4 separate regions of the Homo sapiens genome follow, and regions 1, 2 and 4 are each linked to region 3. Evidence: chromatin contacts called from ENCODE Hi-C or POLR2A ChIA-PET data. All regions are on one chromosome and are shown on one strand. Each heading gives the region's core, a stretch centred on a gene start or an enhancer-like site at or near the end of the contact. The rest is flanking DNA. Distances are from core to core; before and after follow the strand shown.

Region 1 (6,596 bases), core at 1,159-3,658, 900 kb after region 3:
TGGGGAAAGAATCAACAAATACATGTCAGGAGGAGATATAATAAAATTAAGAGGGAAAAAGAATAAAGAGTGAAGGAAGTTGATATTTTATTGCAGGAAGCTGATATTTTAGGTAGAGTGGTCAAGAAGAGCCTCTCTGGGATGGAGAGAATGGAGCAGAAACCGGAAGGAGGGGAGAGAGGGAGACTCATGGGTATCTGGGGCAAGAGCTCTCCAGGTAGAGGGAAAAGCAAGTGCAAAAGCCACACAGCAGAAATGTGCCTGAAGGAATAGCGCGGAGGCCAGAGAGGCTGGAACGAAGTGAGCAAAAGCAGAACAGCAGGAGATGAGCCCAGAGAAGAACCAGGGCAGACCCAGTGAGGTCACGGAGGCCCTGGTAAGAACTTGGGCTTTGACTCCTGGTGGAAGGGAAACCATCGGAGGGCCTCGAGCAGAGACTTTGCCATCTGACTCAAGCCTTAACAGATCCCGCAGCATAGAGAGTCACCTACAAGGTGAGCAAGTTTGGAGGAGGAAAGGAGCGCGGAGGCTTCTGTTTCTGTCATAACCCACGTTGTTGGCTAGTGGCTTGAATAAAAGTGGCAAAGTGGAAGTGGTGAGAGGAGCTCCGATTTGGGATATCATTTGAAAAACCAGAGGCCGAGCTTGGTGGCGCACACCTCTAGTCCCAGCTACGTGAGAGGAAGATATTGTTTGGATCTGTGTCCCCGCCTAAATAGCATGTTGAATTGTAATCCCTGGGGTTGGAGGTGGGGCCTGGTGGGAGGTGACTAGATCATGAGGGTGGTCCTTCACAAATGGTTTAACGACATCCCCTTGGTACTGTTATTGTTGTGTGAGTGAGTGAGTTATTGCAAGATCTGGTTGTTTAAAAATGTGTAGCAGGCCGGGTGCGGTGGCTCACGCCTGTAATCCCAGCACTTTGGGAGGCCCAGGCAAGCAGATCACGAGGTCAGGAGATCAAGAACATCCTGGCTAACACGGTGAAACCCCGTCTCTACTACAAAAATACAAAAAATTAGCCGGGCGTGGTGGTGTGCGCCTGTAGTCCCAGCTACTTGGGAGGCTGAGGCAGGAGAATGGCGTGAACCCAGGAGGCGGAACTTGCAGTGAGCTGAGATCACGCCACTGCACTCCAGCCTGGGTGACAGAGCAAGACTCTGCCTCAAAAAAAAAAAAAAAAAAGAGTGTGTAGCAGTGCCCCATTTTCCACTCACTCCTACTCTGGCCATGCGATGCGTGTGCTTCTCCTTCACCTTCTACCATGACTGGAAGCTTTCTGAGGCCTCCTCAGAAGCCAAGCAGATGCCAGCATCTGTATTGCCTGCAGAATCATGTGGCAATTAAACCTCTTTTCTTTATAAATTACCCAGTCTCAGGTATTTCTTTACAGCAGTGCGAGAACAGATGAATACAGAGGATCTCTGGAGCCCAGGAGTTCGAGCCCAGGAGTAAGCCGTGGTCACACCACTGTACTCCAGCCTAGGCAACAGAGTAAGACCCTGTCTCTATAAAACTGTAATAATAATGATTTGAAAAATCATATTCATGTGTCTAGGGGATGGATCTTCAGATCCATCCCTAGAGGGTATCAAGGGTTGAGCAAGAACGTTTACTTGTGTCAAGCCATTTATATTTATTTTAGTGTAACTTAAAATTATGCCTTATATTCTTAAATACATTACTGATGATAATTAATGGTGGCTTATGTTCAATTTCAGTTCTGTTCTCATCTTGATAAGAATAACCAGTCAGGTGGCCAGGCACAGTGGCTCACGCCTGTAATCTCATCACTTTGGGAGGCCAAGGTGGGTGGATCACTTGAGGCCATGAGTTCAAGACCAGCCTGGCCAACATAGCAAAACCCCATCCCTACTAAAATGCAAAAGTTAGCTGGCACAGTGGTGCATGCCTGTAGTTCAAGCTACTCAGGAGGCTGAGGTGGGGGGATGGCTTGAGCCCAGGAGGCAGAGCAATCACACCACTGCACGGCAGCCTGGGCAACCGAGCTAGACCCTGTCTTAAGAAAAGAAAAGAAAAAAAAAGAATAACCAGTCAGGGCACTATAATCTCACATGGGTAACTGACCTGTAGCCAACCCCGCTATTTGGAGTGAAGTTCAGGTCCAGACACAAGCACTTACATACTTGATGTCAGACATCCAAGGCAGGCGGTAGACGTGGGATGCTCAGGAGGATACGCCCCATGTGGCATCTGATCAAGTCTGGCTTAGGTGTAAGGACAACGTTCAGGACAAAAACTATGCCTTTCCCATTTTACCATTGAAGATGTCTTAGACAACCAATAAAGTGGACGGTGTAGGACCACAGCCCTGCACAGCGACGTTCTTGCATCACTCGGCTCAACCACAGGAAGTCTCACACCACTGAGTCTGACCACAGGAACGGGCAAATGAAAAGTCATGCAGCTATATGGGCAATGGAACTTCCCTGCCTCCAGTTCCTGGCCAGGAAGTGGGGGCTGGGTGGAGAAATCTGGAAGCTGCCTGCTTACCTACCAGGTCTCCACTCTGTTTTGCTATGAAGCCTCTAAGCCTTGATACCTGTTAATGGATGTATTTGTTGTGAGAAATAAATGAGATGGTGGGGTCAGTTTCCAAAGTTAACGACAGTTTGAATCAAACAGGCTTGGGCACACATGCCACCTCTGCCCCTTGCTCCCTGTGTGGCCTTGGGAAAATTACTTAGACCCTCTGCCCCTCAGAGGTGGGAATAATGTGAGAAGGAAATGAGTGCCTGCACTTGGCCCTCAGAAAGCCCCAATCCACGTTCAGCCCTGATACCAGCTTCACGAATGTTCCCTTGTAAGTCCCAGAGACAGGACTTCCTGAAGGGTCCAGGTGCCTTCAGGCCCCCTTGGGTCTGTGAGTACTGGACCACATGCATCCCCAGATTAGACCTCAAGGACTTGGAATCCCCACATCGGGCCACAGTGGATTTATGCATCTCCAGACAGGACCAAGGGACTCACGCATCCCCAGATTAAACCACTGACCCACAGGGCAAGGAACTAGGGTGGTTTGTTCTCAGTGGAGTCTGGAGAAGGAGATTTCGAGTCGCTAGACTTCATTGGTGGGGGCAGCAAATGGGGAGTGAAATAAACCAACACTCTTGGGGAACTCTAAAATGCTCAAAAGGAAACTAAAACCCAGGAGCTGAAGGTAACATCCAAAGTCACACCACCAGCAAAGGCCATAGAACAACAAAACTAGAGAAGTTCTTGGAGAGCATCTGGTCTAGCCCTTCATTTTCCAGATGAGGAAACTAAGGCCCAAAGAAAGGAGGAAGTTAACCTAAGCCACATGGTCCACTTGTGGCAAAGCCATCCCTCAGACTCAGATCCCAGATTTGAGGTCTGGCGTCCCCTCAATTCCCCAACACCAGCACCCACGTTGCACACCCTTCACCATCTAGCAGAGATCTCCCCAGGGCTGCCATGAGCTGCCCCATGACACTCCAAGGAGCTGGTACGAAACATTTTGTTTTGCACCTTGCCTGTGGTGACAGCTGCGTTAAACCGAATGTTCACAGTCATTATGCTCAGAAACTGAGCAAGAGTTCCATCTATTGGGGTTTCAGAATGAATCAGATTTCCAAACTCTCCTCTCTCCACCTCAGCGCATGTCTGTATATGGTAACCTTTCAAAAGTGAGTCTAATAATTAGTCATCTTGGCCTAGTTCAAGACAACAGTATGTTCTCCAATTTCACTTTGTTTTCAACAAGACAGCGATGCCAACGGTAATGTTCACTGTGGTTAAACACACTTCTCAGCTGGTCCCTGCAGGTGGCCAAGACAGCTCTGGTCCCCGCAGTTGCCCAGTGCTTCCCCACAGCTCTCTAACCAGGCTGTACCCTCTGCCCAGATCCACCCCCACCCCCAATATTGACACCAACTGTGTACCAGGCACTACATTAGATGCTTTGGGCTCATCATTACATGTTATCCTCTTTGCAAGATAGATGGTTCTCTTGTTGCCCCATTTGAAGATGGGAAATTTGAGAACCTGAGGGTACTGGTCCTTGTCTACTGCCCACACCCCAGGTCTAGCCAGTCCCTCTCTTCCTTCCTGCTCCAACCACACTCTTCTGCCAAGGCAGTGAGCTCATTTCCACCTCAGGGCCTTTGCACATGAGTTTCCTCTGTCTGAAACACTCTTCCCTCTGACTCCACCTGGTTCACTCCTTCTCACCCTCAGATCTCAATTCAAGCATAATTTCCTAAGGGAAGAATCCTTCACATCCTCAGGTTCCTAGAGCTCTTTTCATCCACACAGCACCCTATGAATCCCTCCTCCTTCAAGGCAGCTCCTATAAATTGTAATTTTATTTTAAATTTTTTGTAAAGATGGGGTCTTGCTATATCGCCCAGGCTGGTCTTGAACTCCTGGCCTCAAGCAACCCTCCCACCTTGGCCTCCCAAAGTGTTGCAATTACAAGTGTGAGCCACTGCGCTCAGCCTAACATGTAATTTTATATTTGAGGGATTATTTGCTGCTATCTGGCTCCTCCACACAGGCATGAATTCTAGGAGGGCAGGGACGCTGTCTGTGTTGCTCACCACTATATCTCCACACACAGAAGGGACACATGGTAAGGGTTTAGTTATCATATATTTATGGATGATGGATGGATGGGTGGTCAAATGGAGGGTGCGTAGATGCAAAATGCTTAACGAAGAATTTGCCACCCATCCAAGTAAGAGGTGGGCCCAAATGCAAGCCCAGGCTTCCGACCGGCAATCCCTCTCGGTGTGTGTGATAATCCTCCGCACACACACACACATCACCCCCAAACTCTGACCCTGGGAGACAGTGCCCACCTCCCTGGAGCAGTGTTCTCAAAACTCCCCTGACCAGCACCCCACTGTCCAAACCCCCTAGCTCCCACGCCACACACCTGGAGCTTCAGGGATGCTGATTCTGTAGGTCCAGGAAGGCCCCAAACTCTACACTGTTAACAAGCACCCAGGTAATTTAGAAGGGAGTGTGTCCCAGAGCTCGTTTGAGGATCTCTGGACTAAGATGAGTCCAGGCAAACCCGAATCCCCAGGGAGAGCCGCCCAGCGCCACCCCAGCCGCCCGCGTGGGAAGTGGCCGGGAGCCGCAAGCCGGGGCCGTGCTGCCCTCTGGTGGTGCATAGCGGCACTGCAGCCTCTGGGCTCCCTGAAGGAACACCGGCCGCCGGCGCCCCAAGGGCTGTGGTGTCCCGGTGGCCCACGTCGGCCTAGGTCAGCGCACCTGGATTCCAGTCCCTGACCCTCCAGAGACCTCCCCAAGACTTTTTTTTTCTTCATAAATGGAAGATAATCAACGTTTCCCAAACTTCAGTTCTTTGGGTACCACCTTCATCATCTTGCCCATCTCATTTATACATGCTATTCTTTACTTAATTTTTCTCTGAATTGCCGGGTGTGGTGGTGGCTGTCTCCTGTAGTCCCAGCTATTCAGAAGGCTGAGGCAGGAGGATGGATCGCTTGAGCCCAAGAGTTGGAGGCTGCAGGGAGCTATGATCACCCACTGCACTTCAACTTGGGCAACAGAGCGAGACCCTGTCTCAAAAAAAAATTTTTAATAAACGTATTTATGTATTATAATTCATGTTAAGAGAGAAATGAATACCCACAGTAAACAGAGGTGGATTTCACTTGCCATAAATGGTGGGCTGGGGGAGAGGAGGGGACATGGTGGGGAGGGGATGAAAACAAAACCAGGATTACCAAGATTTTCATAAATAAAAAGACTGTCATTTTACAAACAAAACAAACAAGGGCTTTCCTAAGTGGTGAAACTATAAAGAACAGCAAAGAAATTAGCGTTATAAAAATTAGGATAGCCAGGCACAGTGGCTCACGCCTGTAAATCCCAGCACTTTGGGAGGCCGAGGTGGGCGGATCACTTGAGGTCAGAATATTGAGACCTGCCTGACCAACATGGTGAAACCCTGTCTCTACTAAAAATACAAAAATTAGCCCAGTGTAGTGGTGCACGCCTGTAGTCCCAGCTACTCGGGAGGCTGAGGCAGAAGAATCGCTTGAACCCGGGAGGCAGAGGTTACAGTGAGCTGAGACTGTGCCACTGCACTCCAGCCTGGGCGGCAGAGAGAGACTCCATCTCAAAAAAAAAAAAAAAAAAGATAGTGCTTTTCTCTGGGGATCAGGAGGCTGTCATGGGAAGAGATGGTGGGGGCCCCAGGGAACCCAGTTCTCCTTCTTTGTGTAGGATATTTTTACAGTCCTGTGTTAACCTGCACATATGAGCTTTATGCATTTTTTCCTGCATTTTATGTGTCACAATAAAACATGTTATAGAAACAAAAAGTAACCAGTGAAATACAAGTAATTTACAAAGGCACACATGAAAACAGGAGAGATGAGGCTAGGCGCAGTGGCTCACGCCTATAATCCCAACACTTTGGGAGGTCAAGGCAAGAGGATTGGTTGAGCCCAGAAATCTGAGACCAGCCTGAGCAACATAGCAACATCTTGTCTCTACAAAATATCATTTAAAAATTAGCCAGGCATGGTGGCATGCATCTGTAGTCCCAGCTACTCAGGAGGGTTGCTTAAGGCAGGAGG
Region 2 (5,979 bases), core at 3,288-5,787, 820 kb before region 3:
GGGCAAAAGCTGGAAGCATTCCCTTTGAAAACCGGCACAAGACAAGCATGCTCTCTCTCACCACCCCTATTCAACATAGCATTAGAAATTCTGGCCAGGGCAATCAGTCAAGAGAAAGAAATAAAGGGTATTCAATTAGGAAAAGAGGAAGTCAAATTGTCCCTGTTTGCAGATGAAATGATTGTATATTTAGAAAACCCCATTATCTCAGCCCAAAATCTCCTTAAGCTGATAAGAAACTGCAGTAAAGTCTCAGGATACAAATCAATGTACAAAAATCACAAGTATTCCTATACACCAATAATAGACAGAGAGCCAAATCATGAGTGAATTCCCATTCACAATTGCTACAAAGAGAATAAAATACCTAGGAATACAACTTACAAGGGAGGTGAAGGACCTCTTCAAGGAGAACTACAAACCACTGCTCAACGAAATAAGAGAGGATACAAACAAATGGAAAAACAATCCATGCTCATGGATAAGAAGAATCAATATCGTGAAAATGGCTATACTGCCCAAAGTAATTTATAGATTCAATGCTATCCCCATCAAGCTATCACTGACTTTCTTCACAGAATTAGAAAAAACGACTTTAAATTTCATATGGAACCAAATAAAAGCCCACATAGCCAAGACAATCCTAAGCAAAAAGAACAAAGCTGGAAGCATCACGCTAACTGACTTCAAGCTATACTACAAGGCTACAGTAACCAAAACAGCATGGTACTGGTACCAAAACAGATATATAGACCAACAGAACAGAACAGAGGCCTCAGAAATAACACTACACATCTACAGCCACCTGATCTTTGACAAACATGGCAAAAACAAGCAATGGGGAAAGGATTCCCTATTTAATAAATGGTGTTGGGAAAACTGGCTAGCCATATGCAGAAAACTGAAACTGGACCCCTTTCCTTACACCTTATGCAAAAATTAACTCAAGATGGATTAAAGACTTAAATGTAAGACCTAAAACCATAAAAACCCTAGAAGAAAACCTAGGCAATACCATTCAGGACATAGGCATGGGCAAAGACTTCATGACTAAAACACCAAAAGCAATGGCAACAAAAGCCAAAATTGACAAATGGGATCCAATTAAACTACAGAGCTTCTGCACAGCAAAAGAAACTATCATCAGAGTGAACAGGCAGCCTACAGAATGGGAGAAAATTTTTGCACTCTATCCATCTGACAAAGGGCTAATATACAGAATCTACAAGAACTCAAACAAATTTACGAGAAAAAAACCCCATTAGAACGTGGGCGAAGGATATGAACAGATGCTTCTCAAAAGAAGACATTTATGCAGCCAACAAACATGAAAAATGCTCATCATCACTGGTCATTAGAGAAATGCAAATCAAAACCACAATGAGATAACATCTCACACCAGTTAGAATGGAGATCCTTAAAAAGTCAGGAAACAACAGATGCTGGAGAGGATGTGGAGAAATAGGAATGCTTTTACACTGTTCGTGGGAGTGTAAATTAGTTCAACCATTGTGGAAGAGAGTGTGGCCATTCCTCAAGGATCTAGAACAAGAAATACCATTTGACCCAGCAATCCCATTACTGGGTATATACCCAAAGGATTATAAATCATTCTACAATAAAGACACATGCACACATAGGTTTATTGCAGCACTGTTCACAATAGCAAAGACTTGGAACCAACGCAAATGCCCAAGACACATGCACACATAGGTTTATTGCAGCACTGTTCACAATAGCAAAGACTTGGAACCAACCCAAATGCCCATCAGTGATGGACTGGATAAAGGAAATGTGGCACGTCTACACCATGGAATACTATGCAGCCATAACAAATGATGAGTTCATGTCCTTTGCAGAGACATGGATGAAGCTGGAAACCATCATTCTCAGCAAACTAACACAAGAACAGAAAACCAAATACCGCATGTTCTCACTCATAAGTAGGAGTTGAACAATGAGAACACATGGACACAGGGAGGGGAACATCACACACCAGGGCCTGTCGGGGGGTTGGGAATTAGGGGAGGCATAGCATTAGGAGAAACACCTAATGTAGATGACGGGTTGATGGGTGAAGCAAACCACCATGGCACATGTATACCTATGTAACAAACCTGCACGTTCTGCACGTGTACCCCAGAACTTAAAGCATAAATACAAAAAAAAATGTTGTTAAGTTGCCAACAGTCTTGACTTCCTAATACAAAGAAATTCATTCTCTTGAAAGGAGTAGGAACCTGTAATATTGGGCTGCCCTGGAAATAAATAGGGAACCATTTATGATCAAAACAAGCCACTGTGTATGGAGTATCTTCTCACTAATAGACACTTTAGATGCATTATTTCATTTAGTCCTCATGCCAATCCTATAGAGTTTGGAATTATTCCCATCTTAGAGCAGAGGCTCAGAGAGGTAAACAACATGCTCAGGATCACATAACTAGAAAATGGCAGAACTAGGATTCAAACCTCCAGGCTGCCTCCCTGGCTCAGGAGGCCATCTGACCTTGTCCCTCTTCCTGCCTCAGTCTGTCCATCTGAGATAAGGGAACAAATTCTTCATCCATCAAACAGCAAAGACTCCCTCCTTTGCTCCTCCACCTCTCTCATCTGGCTGCTGCCTGCTTTCTCTCCAAATCTTCCTCTCTCCTTCTGGTCCTCCTCTCCCTGGCCCAGAGGAGGGGACTCATGACCTTGAAGCTGCCCTTGGTGGGCTGCCAGTCCCCCTCCACTTACCACCTCCCTGCTGATCGGTGTCTTGGGTCACCGTATTACAAACCTTCCCAGCCTGTGCTGGCATCTTCAAGGAAATAACAGAGAGGAAAAGTCACAGGGGCTGTATTCTGGATAAAGAACATCATTACAGTACCTTGGTTCTCTCCAGGTCCTATCCCTGCCTCTAATCCTCAGCATTTTCCTCTGGAGAACGGAAAGCTGAGATTCCATGCTGTTTAAGCCACCCCCTGTTCTGATAGCCTGGTGGAGACTGCAGCTCCAGCAAGCACCTTTGAGAGAGTCCCCAGCTCGCGCTCACTCAATCCTTAGAGTGGAAGAGATTGACTGAAAGACGACGAAGGGCGATACAGTGTCCAGGGAGGATTCCTCACTTTCTTCGAATCACTCAGCCAGTTGGCCTGAAAGGCAAAAGCTGAACCCTCACTATGACTCCAGCAGCCATGGGATGGCGGTGTGACCTTGGGCAAGAACATTTTTTTCTCACCGATGCTCCCTTACACATCTTTAAGATGAGCGGGGCATTTTCCTAAATCTGTAAAGTTCCTTTCCGCCTGGACAGAGGAATTGGGGAAAATCTTGCCAGGCCAGGCTCTCCCAGTCTTTCCCCAGGGCTGGGGGAGGCCCCCAGGGAGGGACTCCAAGAGGAGAGGTGAGCGCCCCAGGCTCCGGGCTTTCCCGCAGGGCAGGCTTCGGCCGGTTCGAGAAGGAAACTGCGGCCCCGGGTCCCCAGGCCGCGGGGAACAATGTCCCGGCTGTGCGTGCCCGGAAGCCCGTCATGCACCAGAGACTCGAATCCCAGCTAGGGGTGGGGACCCCCCCTTGGCTGCGTTTCAACGACGCCTTTGTCTACCCCTGGGCCGTGCGAGGGAGAGGACTGACGGATCTGGTTTCAACCGCCTTGACTTTCCCGGGGGTCCCCGGGTCCGGGGGCGCCCCTGTTCCCGGAACCCGGGCCCTCCCACCTCCTCCCAGCCCAGCGCGGCCCCGCCCCGTTCCCGCTCGGCCGCCGTGGGGTTACCATTGGGCAGAGAGCAGAAGGTGGCACAGCCCGCGCTGCAGCACTTGAGGTTGTCGGCGCATTCGCTGTCCGAGACGCACTCTTGCGTGCAGTTCTGGTCAGCCTGGAGCTCGGGGCACACGCCAGTCTTCTCTGCTCCTGTGCCTGGGAGGGGAGGCCCGGGACAGTCGAGGGTGGGGCGTAGCGCCAGCCCCAGAGGATGCCCACCTCCTGCTCCAAACCTTAACCCCAAGGAATTCTCAGTCTCTGGCCCTAGGAGTCCCCTTACAGCCCCCAGAGACTCCTTCTTCCAGACCAGGAGTCCCTGACCCCTGGGAGTACGAGAGCTCCCTAACCCTTGGCGTCGGGGCCCTCAGATCTCAGCCCTAGGGGACGCCGCACAGCTGAGCGTCTCGGAGCTTCCGAGGTCGAGGCAGAGCAGCCCCCACCCCCAGCCCACTGCAGCCACGGAGTGTCCGCGTTCAGCACAGAATCCTCCCAAATTGCAGCCATCAGTGGTCTCTCCACCTCCAGCACATTGGACCCCACACCCTAGGCTCCAAGGGTCCCCGCCACTTCCGCCCCCGGAATTCCCACTTCCCCAGCCTCCAGAGGCTACGCCTCCGCCTGGCTCCATCCTGGCGCTCGTGGCTCGGCCCCTCTAGGCGCCGGGCCTCTCCCCGCCCCACTCACCTGAGACTAGGGTGAAGCCGAACAGCAGCAGGCTGAGGAGGAGGGCGGCGGCTAGCGGGCCTAGGCGACAAGCAGGCATGGTGCTATGCCCGGGCGGGGTGCAGGTGTGAGCCGATGCTCAGGTGCGGGGATTTAACCGCGCGCGCGGGAGGGGGCGTGGGGTAGGGGTGGAGCCGAGCGGGGAAGGGGAGGGTGGAGGGCTTTGCGGGCACCGCGGGCGGGCTGCCACATGAGGTCATTTCACAATCCCCCAGGATCAGGTATCACTCTTGGCCCCGGTGGGAACCAGGAACTTAAGCAGCTTCCAGGACGGGACCAGCTACGGCCGGACCCTTGTCCACGCCTCCCTCCTGACCTCCCTCCTGGGGCCTGAGGGCCAAGGCTCAGGGCTCCTGGGTTTCTATTCCAAGACTCCGAGGTTTCTCCAGAGTGTCCCCAGTGGGCGGTTGAGGAGGATAAGGCAGGGCCCGCAGGGAGGCAGTAGAGCATGCGGGTTAAAGGGTTCGATTTGGGGTCAGCCAGATGAGAGGGCAGATCCCTCTTGATGGAGGGCTAGGGTAGTGATACAGAGCACATAGTAGGGGCTACAGAAATAGCACTTATTATTAATAAACAAACCCTCCTCATCAGAAACAGGCCCAGGAAGGTGAAGCACCTAGCAGTCTCAAGCCGTTTGGGTGTGTGTTTCTGTCTCCCTCTCTTTGTCCTACCGGCCCCTGATCAGGGCTGACTGTGCCAGGCTCTGTGCTCCTTGTCTCAAGGAATTGTCGCCGGTCCTCTGACCGGGGAGTTACTGTTATCAGCTGTATATGACAAAGGAACTGAGTGTTTAGGGATTTAGGACCGCACCTCCACCACAAGGTCCCCTGCAAAGCTGTACAAATAAGGTTTTGAACCCAGGTCTCTCCCTCCAGGCCCTTGTTTTTTCCATTCCGTCGTAAATATTCACTGGGTGCCTACTGTGTGACATATGCAGGGCAAGACGCTTGGTGAAGAGAAAGTCGTCAAAAGGGGCCCTCCAGCACTGGTCTTGAAGGGGTGACAGGGTCTGGGGTCTGACTCCCACCTCCACCACTTCCCACCTGAGGGCCCTGGAATGAATCCTTTCCTGGATCTGAGCTGCCACATCATCAGTGAAAATGACACCTATATGGGACTTCAGTGAGAACACAAATGCAACGTTCCTGCCACGGAACAACCATGTACTCACTGGGAGCATTGAGAGTAGATCCACACTGATTGACACAGGGACTCCAGGCCTGACCCATGATAGGTACTGGATACATGGCCATGAGTGCTCCACAGATAAGTGTCTCCTGTGACGAAGGAGACCAATAAGTATAAATGAAGCTTTAGAATCCAGGGGGTTAAGTGCCAAAACAGAGTTACCCAGGGAGTTAGACAAGAAGTGCTTCCTGCTCCAATGATCTGAGGTTCTAGAAGCCCCAGGAGGTCTTTGCTGCTGGAGGCTAGAGGGGCCCTGGGGCAGTGAACACTGGGATGATAGTGACAGGTGAGTAGGGTTTGGTGATGTGAGTACATCTGGCCAC
Region 3 (6,229 bases), core at 1,708-4,207:
AACTCCCCTGGCTTTGACAATGTATGAGACCCACTGATAGGGTTTGGCTTTGTGTCCTCACCCAAATCTCATCTAGTAGCTCCCATAATTCCTACATGTTGTGGGAGAGACTCGGCGGGAGATAATTGAATCATGGGGGATGGTCTTTCCCATGCTGTTCTTGTGATAGTAAATAAGTCTCACAAGATCTGATGGTTTTAAAAATGGGAGTTTCCCTGCAGGCGCTCTCTCTTTGTCTACTGCCATCCATGTAAGACGTGACTTGCTCCTCCTTTGCCTTCTGCCATGATTGCAAGGCCTCCCCACCATTGTGGAACTGTAAGTCTATTAAAGCCTCTTTCTTTTGTAAATTACCCAGTCTCAGGTATGTCTTTTTTTTTTTTTTCATGAGATGGAGTTTCGCTCTTGTTGCCCAGGCTGGAATGCAATGGTGTAATCTTGGCTCACCACAACCTCCACCTCCCAGGTTCAAGCGATTCTCCTGCCTCAGCCTCCCGAGTAGCTGGGATTACAGTCATACACCACCACGCCTGGCTAATTTTGTATTTTTTTTTTTTTTTTTAGTAGAGACGGGGTTTCACCATGTTGGTCAGGCTGGTCTCAAACTCCCGACCTCAGGTGATCCTCCTGCCTTGGCCTCCCAAAGTCCTGGGATTACAGGCATGAACCACTGCGCCCAGGCTCGGGTATGTCTTCATCAGTAGCATGAAAATAATGGACTAATACAGCCACCCTCTCCCTCACTCCCACATACAACCAAACCCCAAATCCAGCTGATTTTACACCCTAAATGCAGCTTGAATATGAGTTTCTCCACTTCCCCCACTGACATCACTATGCCCTACCCAGACCATGGCAGTTGCCTCCTTCCTGGTATCCTGTCCTCCCTCACCCCCGCTGGCCCCCTGTAATGCCCTCCCCTCACAGCAGGGAGCCCAGGCTTCTCAAAGTGCCCTGTGGGTGCGAACCACCTGGGGGTCCTGTTTGTATAAAATACAGATTCTACTTCAGTAGGTCTGGGATGGGGTCTGAAAGTCTGCATTTGTAGTCAGCTCCCAGGTGATGTGGGTGCTGATGATCCCTGGATCACACTTTCAGTAGCTGGAGAATATTTTTTCCAAATAAAAGGGTGATTTTGTCTCGCCTCCACTTAAAACACTCCACTGACTTCCTAGGAATCCCACACCATCGCTGGGTCCCACATCCCTGGCAGGATTCAGCTCCCATCAGACCTTCTAGCCCCTTGCTCTCCACTCTCCCACTCTCTCTTTCCCCCTTGTTTATGGGTTTGTTAATTTATTTATGATGAAATGAAATGAAGCTACCATCCACCCCAGTACTGGAACATTATCAATAACCTGTGTGTGGCCAGGCGTGGTGGCTCATGCCTGTAATCACGCCTTGGGAAGCCGAGGTGGGTGGATCATGTGAGGTCAGGTGTTCGAGACCAGCCTGGCCAACATGGTGAAACCCCGTCTCTACTACAAATCCAAAACTTAGCAGGGCACGGTGCCACGCGCCTGTAATCCCAGCTACTCGGGACGCTGAGGCCGAGAACTGCTTAAAATCCAGGAGGTGGAGGTTGCAGTGAGCCGAGATTTCGCCACTGCACTCCAGCCTGGGCGACAGAGCAAGAGTCCATCTCAAAAAAACAAAAACAAAAACAAAAAAACAAAAAACAAAAATTAGCCAGGCGTGGTTGTGGGCGCCTATAATCCCAGCTACTCGGGAGGCTGAGACAGGAAAATCGCTTGAAACGCTGGGGGTGCGGGGGAGCGGTGGGGAGGAGGCGGGCCAGAGGGGCAGAGGTTGCAGTGAGCCCAGATCGCGCCACTTCACTGCAGCCTCCGCGAAAGAGCGAAACTCCGTCTCAGTAAATAAATAAATAAATAAATAAATAAATAAATAAATAAATAAATAACCTGTACCCGCGTGTTATTTCCCTCCGTCCTTACCTCCTCCCGGCTCCTTCCCTTTCACCTGAGATAACCACTCTTCTCGTATCTATGCTCATCTTTCCCTTGCTTTACATTTTTTCCACCGATGCATGTGTCTAAACATACATACTTTTGGTTTTGCTTTTACACATTCTAAAAGTTGCACCATTGTATGCAGTTTTCCGCAACTTAGTTTTTTTCACTCAACATTGTTTCTGAGACATTGTTTCTGTTGTTGTCTGGCTGAAGTTCATTCCGTTTCACTGCTGTCTAACGTTTCATGGTGTGAATATTCCGGTTTATTTGCCCACTCGCCCGTGGAGGGGCATTTGAGGGTGTTTCCAATGTTCCTGTTATTCGGAATAGCGCTGGTGTGAACATTCTGCACAGGTCTCTGGCTGCGCCTGGGCGGGTTTCTTAAAGGTGAATGCCCAGGAGGGGACTGTCTGTGTTCTCCCTCCCTCCGAGCTCCAGCCTTCCTCGCCTCCTTTCACTCCCAGCTCCCTGGAGTCTCTCACGTAGAATGTCCTCTCCACCCCCACCCACCCCTGATGAACTCCTGCAGGTTCTGCAGGCCACGGCTGGCCCCCCTCGAAAGTTCCTTAACTATACAATTATGGTGTGTGTTTCTGCGACGAGCGTCCGTCTATCCGGTGGAAGGCACGCCGCTCGAGGCTTGCGATGCTCCCGGGGTCCCCGCTTCTAGCTTGGGCCTGGCGCACAGCAGCGCCCAGACTGCAGGGGGACGCTTGAAAGTTGCTGGAGGAGCCGGGGGGAAGGCAGCGCCCAGCGAGGCGGCTGGAGCGCGCGCCCACAGGTGGGTCCGGTCGGGCGCCGCGGGGCCGTAGTTTTCGGGTCGGCGGGCGAGGACGCCGGGTCCAGAATTCCAGGAAATGCGCGATCCAGGCCGGCGGGCGGGGCGGGGGCTCCGGCGAGAGGGCGGGCCCCGGGAACGGCGGCGGGCGGGGCGGGAGGCGGGGCCCGGCCCGTTAAGAAGAGCGTGGCCGGCCGCGGCCACCGCTGGCCCCAGGGAAAGCCGAGCGGCCACCGAGCCGGCAGAGACCCACCGAGCGGCGGCGGAGGGAGCAGCGCCGGGGCGCACGAGGGCACCATGGCCCAGACGCCCGCCTTCGACAAGCCCAAAGTGAGCGCGCGCGGGGGCTCCGGGGACGGGGGTCCGGCGCCTGGGCGGCCCGAGGGGCTTAGCGGGGCCCAGCCCGGGGCGTCCAAACCCTGGGAACGAACGGGGGCTCCTGCAGGCGAGTTCTTCCTTCGGCTTAGGCCGTGGCTTGCTTGCGGGCTAATCAGGGACAATGGGGCAGAGAAGGTCCAGAACCCGGAGGCCTCCAGAGTCTGCTTCTGCCCCTGACTTGACCCCTCTGGGTCTCAGTTTCGCTGTCTGTCAAGTGGGCATCCTAGCACCGCTGAGCGCTGTGTGGGCCTGGGCAGGGACTTGAGGTCTCTGAAGCTCAGCTGTATGATCAGGCCCGATGTCTACGCCGGATAGGCACCTAGTGCTGTGCCCGGCGCCTACTGAGTGCTCAGTGAATGGAAGCAGCTTTGTACGCCAGCGTTATGGTGGTGAGCGCCAAGGAGCTCAGGTTTGTGGATGCGCCCCGGGGAAGAACCGTGAGCCCTGCCAGAAAGGGGAGGGAGGGGAGCAGAGCACCCCCCTTCCCCCGCGCGGGAAGAACAGGAGCTAGGTAGGCCCTGGGTTTGGGGCCCTAGCAGGGTTCACTCGAGGCCAAGCCATGGCCACTGGCCCCAGGGGAGAATCCCCTTGTTTCTCCGCCCACCAGCTGTGGCGTCTTGGGACTGTTGGGGTCAGGGAGGGTCTGGACCCCCTTGGCCTGTCGCAGAGTCCGAGAGGAGGGGCCCAGGAGTCTGCCAAGCAGGGTGAGTCAGCCAGTAGGGTGTGAGAGTGGTTGGGGAAGGAGTCAGCTGCAGTCAGCCTCAACTTACCCTTCTAAGAAATAGGTGTGAGTGGCCCAGGAGGTTGGCTCACGCCTGTAATCCCAGCACTTTGTGAGGCTGAGGCGGGAGGATCATTTGAGTCCAGGAGTTTGAGACTAGCCTGGACAACAAAACTAGACCCCGTCTCTCCAAAAAATAAAAAAAGTTAGGGGAAGTGTGTGTGGTGGTGCACTCCCGTAGTCCCAGCTACTCAGGAGGCTGAGGCGGGAGGATCGCTTGAGCCCAGGAGGTTGAGGCTGCAGTGAGGTGTGATGGTGCCACTGCACTTCAGCCTGGGAGACAGAGCGAGACCCTGTCTCAAAAAAAAGAGAAGAAAAAGAAAAGAAAAGAAATAGGTGTGAATGATGATGACAGCTATCACAAAAGTGCCGGTGAGAATCCAGTGAGTGTGCATGTGTCAGTGAGGGAGACAGGCTGTGGAGAGCCCACCTACCTTCTGAGGAGGGTGAGGCCTGGCCCCCACTACTGATGCCCCCAGCCCAGGGAAAATGCTCAGCTACTCCCCGTCAGAAGCTGGAAGCACTGAGGTGCTGTACAAGCCCTCCTACCCCCACCCCTGCCTCCTTCACGTCTTACTGGAGCTGGGGCCCATGATTGGCGCCTCCCCTTTGCAGTCTTTTTATTAAATGCTCTGGGCTCCCTCTGCCCTTGGGCTGGGGACCCACTGTACCCTGATGTGAATCCTATGGCAATAGCAAAGCTCTTTGATTGGCGGGGTGCAGTGGCTCACGCCTATAATCCCAGCACTTTGGGAGGCAAAGGTGGGTGGATCATGAGGCCAGGAGTTCGAGACCAGCCTGGCCAACATGGCAAAACCCCATTTCTACTAAAAATATAAAAAATTAGCTGGGCATGGTGGCGGGCGCCTGTAGTCCCAGCTACGCAGAAGGCTGAGGCAGGAGAATGGCATAAACCCAGGAGGTGGAGCTTGCAGTGAGCCGAGATCTCGCCATTGCACTCCAGCCTGGGTGACAGAGTGAGACGCTGTCTCAAAAAAAAAAAAAAAAAAAAAAAGGCTCCTTGATTGCGAACATGTTGGGAGTTATGGAGAGAACAGCAGGGCCCACTTCTAGAGCACTTGTTGCAGACACCCATTGGATCCTTGCAGTTCTTCTGTAACAGCCCATCAAGGGAGGGGCTCATATTATTATCCCCATTTTTTGGCCTTGCTCAGTCCTCCCATCTGATTCAAGCTGGCAGATCATTTTCCCTATTGGGACCTCAGTGTCCACACCTGGAGGATGGAACATCAGCTGCTTATGTGGGTGTCCCGTGTCCTGAGTCCCAAGGCCACAAGGTGATGCTTGAGAGTGAAGGTAGAATGTTACCTGCCATGTGTTTGAGGCGTGACAAATCTTGTATGATTGTGAGGAGGAACTTGTGTGAGCTGGCAGGAGAAGTGGGAAGGAGTGTGAATCTCAGAGCCACTGTGACCAGAGCCAGCTCCCTGCCCTCTTGTGGGAGGGACAGATGACAGTTATAATTATTAGCATTACTAGCTGCAGCTAATGGAGTGTTGATGTTTCTGTGCCAGGCACCGTTCTAAACACATTATCTGCATTTTTTATTTAATCCAGGCACAGAGAGGTTAACTAGGCCCAAGATCACACAGCTAGGAAATGTCCAATCTGGGGTTTGAGTCCAAGGGAGGCTGGCTTCGAAATCCCATGCCTCTAACCATCTTTCCTAAACTACCTCTGCAGAAGCCTTTGGGGATAGAGGTGCCAGTGCCCCAGGTGCAAACCTCCTGAGACAGGAGCCTTTGCTGTGTCCTTCAGCTTCTCATACCTGCCACCAGCTGAGGCCTGGGACCTGGTCAGCTAGAAGAAAGCAGAGCAGGGCAGCGCTTTTCAAACTGCACTCAAGTGGCCTGACTTTTAATGTTCACACTGTGATTCTGTGTGGGTCGGGTTGGGGCCTGCGATGCTGCACTGCTGACCAGCTCCCAGGAAATGCTAATGTCAACGATCCAGGAACACACTTTGCTTAGCAAGGCCCTAGGCAGCTGCCTTCTGTTGTGCGGGACCCCTATTGACTCCAATGGATATAGCACCAGGTTCAAGAGGCTACCTTCTTTGGAAGAGGTAGCAAACAAGATACGGGGTTTTACTGGGGGCTTAGACACAGGGAAGAGAGTCCAGTGGCGGCAGACTGAGCAGAAGAACCGCAACCACTTGCAAATCATGCAGTTTATGTAGCATTTTCATTTAACACCTTCTCCCAACCATCTCCACCTAGTAACCTTCATTTAACCCAAAACAAAGGGCCTCGGTCCCTATACCCCTGTATGGTCAGTGTCCCGTGGGAATGGGGTGGGG
Region 4 (6,012 bases), core at 1-2,500, 980 kb after region 3:
CCCGACGTGGTGACACGTGCCTGAAGTCCCAGCTACTCGGGAAGCTGAGGCAGGAGAATCGCTTGAACCTGGGAGGCGGAGGTTGCAGTGAGCCAAGATCGCGCCACTGCACTCCAGCCTGGGCATCAGAGCGAGACTCCTTCTCAAAAAAAAAAAAAAAAAAAAAAAAGAGGGAACGAAGGTTATCTGAGCTGCAGCGATCCAGGCAGGGAAGAGGTCAGGACCCCACTGTCCTGTCTCCCAGGCAGGCTGAAAAGCTTGGAGCTCAGGCCCCAGGCGCACAGGTGTAAGACAGGGATCTGGAGCCACAGACCTGGCTCCGGGCTCAGCTCTGCCACTTAAGTCTCTGGGGAAATAAGTAAAATGGAGACCGCAGTTCCTGCCTTTGCCCCAGGGACTCTCTCTCTCCCCCGCACCTTCAACCCCAGCTGCCCAAAACTCCTCGTGGGAACAGGAAGAGAGGTCTCAAACCGAACCAAGCTGGGGCGCGGAACCCAGGTGGGAGAGACAAAAGAGCCCCCAACTCAGCACCCTTCTCAGTCCAGGGGAGAGGGCTTGGGGGACTCTGTGCTCCCCGGAATGTTAAGGAGCAAAGCCCACCCACCAAGTTGACCCAAAACTAGGCTGCAACAAGTGCCTCCCAGGCTCGGTCTCCCACTGGCTGGGACTTGAAGACTCCCTCTCGCTCCCAGGGGTCGCCTCCCTCGCCGGCGAAGGCCCTGCCAGCTGACACCGGCCGGCCCACCCCCATCCCGCAATTAGGCGGGAGACAAAATGACATCATGCACGGCTTGGCCCGGGTCCCAAGAGACCCGCCCGTCCCAGCTCCGAGGCCCAACAGGCCTGGGGAGCCGCGAGGGACGCCCAAGAGCCCCCCAGCTTTACGCGCGCCCCTGCCTCAGAGGGCCCAGGACGCAGCATTTCCGCGGAAACACCCCACCCCCAACACACACACACACCCCAGCTTGGTGGGAGCCTGGGGAGGGTCGGGGGTATCTGGGTGGGGGAGGGGTGAGTTAAAGGGAGGGGGAGGGGCCCAAGCCCTCCCGGCTCGTCTCACCAGCGCGTCCGCCGAGACATCCCCCCGGCCCGGACCGCGCCGCGCTCGCCCGCCCGCCGGCAGAGCCCGGAGCGGGAGCCGGGCCGGGGTCAGGACCCGGGCTGCTCCGGCCGCTCCGGGCCCCGGGCCGCGCTCGAAGGCGTCAGCGTGTCAGCAGGTCCCGCGCTCCTCGCTCGCAGGAACTGCAGTCGCCGCCGGCGCGGGTTGAAGCACTTTTCTATCTCCCGCCAAGCGCGTCGGCGCCGCCCAGTCCTGGCGCGCGGGCGCCGGGGGAGGGGCCTGAGTGAGGGGCGGAGCCAGGGGGCGGGGCGGGGCGGGGCCTGCGGGGCGGCACCTGCCCAGACCCTCCAGGGCCGGCTGCAGGACAGGGGCGGCGGCCGCTACTTCGGAGTTGTGGAGCGGGCCGGGATGTGACCGAGGCCTGGCTCACGTGTCAGTCCGGGGCGGCCCAGGAGTATCCCACATAGCGAAGACCGAGGAAGGGGAGCGAGGCGCGAGCATGGGAGAGCCAGCCAGGGAAAGCGCCAGGGCGGAATCCCCCACGCTAGTCCAAGCCACTACTGGGTCCCTAGAGCCGCACCCTAAAGCGGCTCCTCACCCTACCTGTGCCTCTCCCTGCTTCCTCTCCTGCCTCCAAGAGACCCTCCTTAATAGACTTTATTTTTTGTTGTTCATTTTTCTTAGAGGCAGGGTCTTGCTCTGTCGCCCAGGCTGGAGTGCAGTTTCGCGATCATAGCTCACTGCAACCTCCACCTCCTAGGCTCAAGCGATCCTCCTACCTCAACTCACGGGTAGCTAAGACCAGGCACTCGCCACTACACCCGGCTGATTTTTTTTTTTTTTTTTTTTGAGACGGTGTCTCGCTTTGTCGCCAGGCTGGAGTGCAGTGGCGCGATCTTGACTCACTGCAACCTCCACCTCCCGGGTTCAAGCGACTCCCCCGCCTCAGCCTCCCAAGTAGCTGGAACTACAGGCGCACACCACCACGCCCGGCAATTTTTTTTTTTTTTTTTTTTTTTTTTTAGTATTTTAGTAGAGACGAGGTTTCACCATGTTGGCCAGGATGGTATAGGTCTCCTGACCTCGTGATCCGCCCGCCTCGGCCTCCCAAAGTGCTGGAATTACAGGAGTGAGCCACTGCGCTTTTTTTTTTTTTTTTAAGAGAAGGGGGTGTCTTGCTATGTTGCTGTTGCCTAGACTGGTCTAGAAACTCCTGGGCTCAAGAGATCCTGCCGCTTTGTCCTCCCAAAGTGCTGGGATTGCAGGCGTGAGCTCTTTCCAGAATTTAAAACCATCCTCCTCTCCCTCAGGGTAAATTCCTTACTCCACAATCACATTTATCTGATCTTCCAGACCACCACCCAGCCCTGGCCAAAAGAAACGGCCTCTTTGCCTTTGCCTGAGCCATTACCCAGGGCAGGAACACTTCCTGCCCCTCCCACGTGGCTGATTCCTATTTAATTTGGGGTCCACTGCCCACAATCTGCCTGTAGACTTCTGCATTTCCCCCTTTGAACTGGGAGCATCCTGAGGTCCAGGTGGCCTCTCAATGCACACCAGTATCTCCAGGGCCCAGTAGAAGACCTGACATAAGAAGCCCCAGGCAAAGGTTTGTTGCATTGAATTGTTTACCTTGGGTTTAAACTCCCAGAGATTAGCCCAGATTTAGTGGCTCATGCCAGTAATCCTAGCAGTTTGGGAGGCCGAGGTGGGAGAACTGATTCAGTCCAAAAGTTTGAGACCAGCCTGGGGATCAGAGTGAGACCCTGTCTTTACAAAAAATTAAGAAATTACCTGGCTGTGGTGGTGAATGCCTGTAATCCCAGCTACTTGGGAAGCAGAGGCAGGAGGATTGCTTGAGCCCAGGAGTTCGAGGGGCTCAAGCCCTTGTCATCCCGCCACTGCACTCCAGCCTGGGCGACAGACAGTGAGACTGTCTTTCCTTGAGATTTAGCAAAGGTTTTCTATATTAGATTGACATTTACCAAGTACCAAGGATCAAGTCACACTGGACTTCCTGGGAGCAGTGCTGAGAGGAAGATAAATGAGCTCTGAGACAGGACGCTGAAGAAACCAAATCAAACCCCAGCCTTTTAGCCCCTGTTCAGGCCTCAGAGCCCCCTTCCAGAAGCTGCTGGCCACCTGGGGACAGTCCAGCCACCAGCTGCTGCAAACTTCACTTACCACAGAAGGAAGACTAACTCACATCTTAAGTGCTAGAAGCTTCCACATCACTTAATTCAGGGTTTCTCCCGCCCACTCCCCTTATAAAGTAATTAATGTGGACATGCCCACTTCATTGAAAGCACAGCCTCCACAGCCAAACTTCCTGGGGTTTGAGTCCCAGCTCCACCATTCAGTTGCGGTATCTTAGGCAAATTACTTAACTTTTTTTTTTTTTTTAGACCAAGTCTTGCTTTATTGCCCAGACTGGAGTGCAGTGGTGTGATCTTGGCTCACTGCAACCCCCACTTCCCGGATTCAAATGATTCTCCCACCTCAGCCTCTCGAGTAGCTAGGACTACAGGAATGCGCCAGCATGCCTGGCTATTTTTTGTATTTTTGTAGAGATGGGTTTTCATCATGTTGGCCAGGCTGGTCTTGAACTTCTGACCTCAGGTGATCTACCCGACTCAGACTCCCAAAGTGCTGGGATTACAGGCATGAGCCATCATGCCCAGCCAATTACCTAACTCTTCTGTGCCTCAGTTTTCTCACCTGGAAAAATGGGATTTATCAAAATTTTAGATAGTTTTTAAACTATCAGCCTCCCAAGTAACTGGGGTTACAGGAGCACGCCGCCATGCCCAGCTAATATTTCCAGCCAGCATTCTGTTTATAAATTGTAACTCATTTAATCCTTGTAACAACTCTATGAGGTAGATACTGGGATTATCCTCTTTTAGCAGATGGGAAAACTGAGGCACAGACTTCCCCAAGGTCACAGTGCTAGTAAATGGCAGAGCAGGGATTCAAACCTGGCCTGTCTAGTTCTAGAGTCTATGCTCTTAATCACTATACTTTGTAGGTAATTATAGGATTAAATAAATTAATATGTGTAAAGCACCAAAAACAGTTCCTGGCACATAATGAGAGCTATATTGGCCGGGCACAGTGGCTCATGCCTGTAATCCCAGCAGTTTGGGAAGCTGAGGCGAGTGAGTCACCTAAGGTCAGGAGTTTGAGACCAGCTTGGCCAACATGGTGAAACCCCATCTCTACTAAAAATATAAAATATTAGCCGGGCGTGGCGGCATGCACCTGTAACTCCAGCTACTCAGGAGGCTGAGGCAGGAGAATCACTTGAACCTGGAGGCGGAGGTTGCAGTGAGCTGAGATCGTGCCACTGCACTCCAGCCTTGGCAACAGAGCAAGACTCCGTCTCAATAACCCCAGCCTCCCGAGTAGCTGGGGTTACAGAAGCACTCCGCCACGCCTGGCTAATTTTTTGTATTTTAATAGAGATCGGGGTTTCACCATGTTCCCCAGGCTGGTCTCAAACTCCTGATCTCAGGCAATCCACCCACCTCGGCCTCCCAAAGTGCTAGGATTACAGGCGTGAGCCACCGCGCCCAGCAAAAAAAGAACTATATTACTGTTAGCTATTATTACTACTGTAATTCTTCAGCTGCCCTCACTCTTATCCTTTGAGGTCCACACATTAGTCATCCCATTTCAGGGAGAGGCAGGACCTGACAGCTTGGGCAAGGTATCTGCCCAAAGCAAGAGGCAGGGAACAGCTGCAGAGTGCACTTGCAACCTGGAACTGGGGCCAGTTAACCAATGCCCCAGAGCCAAAGAAGCCTGGAGTCAGTGCTGTGAGTCAGGCAGCAGGGAGATCACCCTAGTGCCAGATGGAATCTGATGATCTCCACACATTTCCTCTCCAGTTATCATCATACCAACAGATATCCCCTGGAGAGAGGATTCCCAGTGTCCCGAGTGAAACCACACCTGGGAGTGGTCCCTGGACTCTGGACTAGTAACATACAGAATTTATCTCTGCTGGGAAACTTTTCCTGAACACGCCCTCCTTGGACAGGGAGGCTCCAGGTATTTGGTTATTCCACAATTTGCCCCAACCCCCAGGCCTGACCCTGTGTTGGGAAGATAAGGGTCAAATCAATTTATTAAATGCTCAGGGCTCAGCACCAGCTTGGACACCAAACACTAATTGATGATAAGTAGAATCACATGGCCCTTCTGGCTGGAGTCTTCCCCCTCCACCTCCAGAGCATCCTCCTTATCATTCTTGTCCTCATCACACTTCCTCCACCATTTTATTTCTCTCTCAAGAGAAAGGACAGCCTGTGCACATTTTAAGCTTCAGACCTTTACTATAGCTTGGCTTCTGGTAGGTACTCATGGAAGGGGTTCTACACATTCCATTTAAATTGAGTGGATGCAATGTTACAAAGCTAACATTTGGGCTGGAGAGTTAGAAAGGCTTGGACCTCAAGTGAGAAAGCTGGGAATGCTAGAGTTTGAATTGTATCTCATAAAATATGGGTCATCAAAAGAGATTCAGGCTGGGCACAGTGGTCATGCCCGTAATCCCAGCACTTTAGAAGGCCAAGGCAGGCAAATTACTTTGAGGTCAGGACTTTGAGACCAGCCTGGCCAACATGGTGAAACCCCATATCTACTAAAAATACAAAAATTACCTGGGCATGGTGGCACAAACCTGCAGTCTCAGCTACTCAGGAGGATGAGGCATGAGAATCACTTGAACCCAGGAGGAGGAGGTTGCCGTGAGCCCAAACTGTGCCACTGCACTCCAGCCTGGGTGACAGAGCAAGACTCTGTCTCAAAAAGAGATTTGGGACCAGGTGCAGTGACTCATACCTGTAATAATCCCAGCACTTTGGGAGGGCAAGGTGGAAGGATTGTGTAAAGCCAGGAGTTCGAGACCAGCCTGGGCAACATAGTGAGACCCCCCGCCCCCGTCTGTA

The links. Hi-C counts contacts between places; a loop is a spot of excess contacts on that map. ChIA-PET counts read pairs that join two places held with the same protein, here RNA polymerase II (POLR2A). Pooled maps may share reads with other maps.
Region 1: a map with no recorded cell type shows a loop between it and region 3 (6-fold over the local background). The contact joins the enhancer-like site here to the promoter of ADA in region 3. A Hi-C loop is called at or near these places in 8 of 37 single-sample maps with no recorded cell type and 8 of 50 pooled maps.
Region 2: a loop to region 3 is called in a map with no recorded cell type, with 3 times the contacts of the local background. The contact joins the promoter of WFDC2 here to the promoter of ADA in region 3. A Hi-C loop is called at or near these places in 2 of 37 single-sample maps with no recorded cell type.
Region 4: a loop to region 3 is called in a pooled map, with 7 times the contacts of the local background. The contact joins the promoter of MYBL2 here to the promoter of ADA in region 3. A Hi-C loop is called at or near these places in 1 of 37 single-sample maps with no recorded cell type and 7 of 50 pooled maps. POLR2A ChIA-PET finds 5 or more read pairs at or near these places in 3 of 52 experiments (A549, B cell and SK-N-SH).

The regions. Positions count from the first base shown.
Region 1 is chr20:43,748,480-43,755,075 of GRCh38, reverse strand. The region is part of intron 1 of LOC101927200 (a long non-coding RNA gene); the gene reads right to left. Among named protein-coding and RNA genes, the nearest start is that of GTSF1L, 25 kb to the right of the region's middle. RefSeq lists enhancers at 2,574-2,653, 3,154-3,223, 3,414-3,613 and a silencer at 5,053-5,212. Within about 2 kb of position 2,408, at least 3 of the 41 ENCODE cell types and tissues checked have a DNase peak (open chromatin) inside an H3K27ac peak, as active enhancers do.
Region 2 is chr20:45,468,311-45,474,289 of GRCh38, reverse strand. WFDC2 (WAP four-disulfide core domain 2) reads right to left here and starts at 4,537. Exons shown (of 4, transcript NM_006103.4): 1 at 4,430-4,537; 2 at 3,758-3,901. The coding sequence starts at 4,508. RefSeq lists silencers at 3,613-3,662, 3,683-3,872.
Region 3 is chr20:44,648,427-44,654,655 of GRCh38, reverse strand. It overlaps ADA (adenosine deaminase), which reads left to right and starts at 2,957. Exons shown (of 12, transcript NM_000022.4): 1 at 2,957-3,081. The coding sequence starts at 3,049. RefSeq lists a silencer at 2,759-3,148 and enhancers at 2,185-3,168, 3,399-3,508, 6,098-6,229.
Region 4 is chr20:43,662,352-43,668,363 of GRCh38, reverse strand. MYBL2 (MYB proto-oncogene like 2) reads right to left here and starts at 1,250. Exons shown (of 14, transcript NM_002466.4): 1 at 1,061-1,250. The coding sequence starts at 1,080. RefSeq lists enhancers at 345-394, 1,161-1,455 and silencers at 1,045-1,424, 1,161-1,455.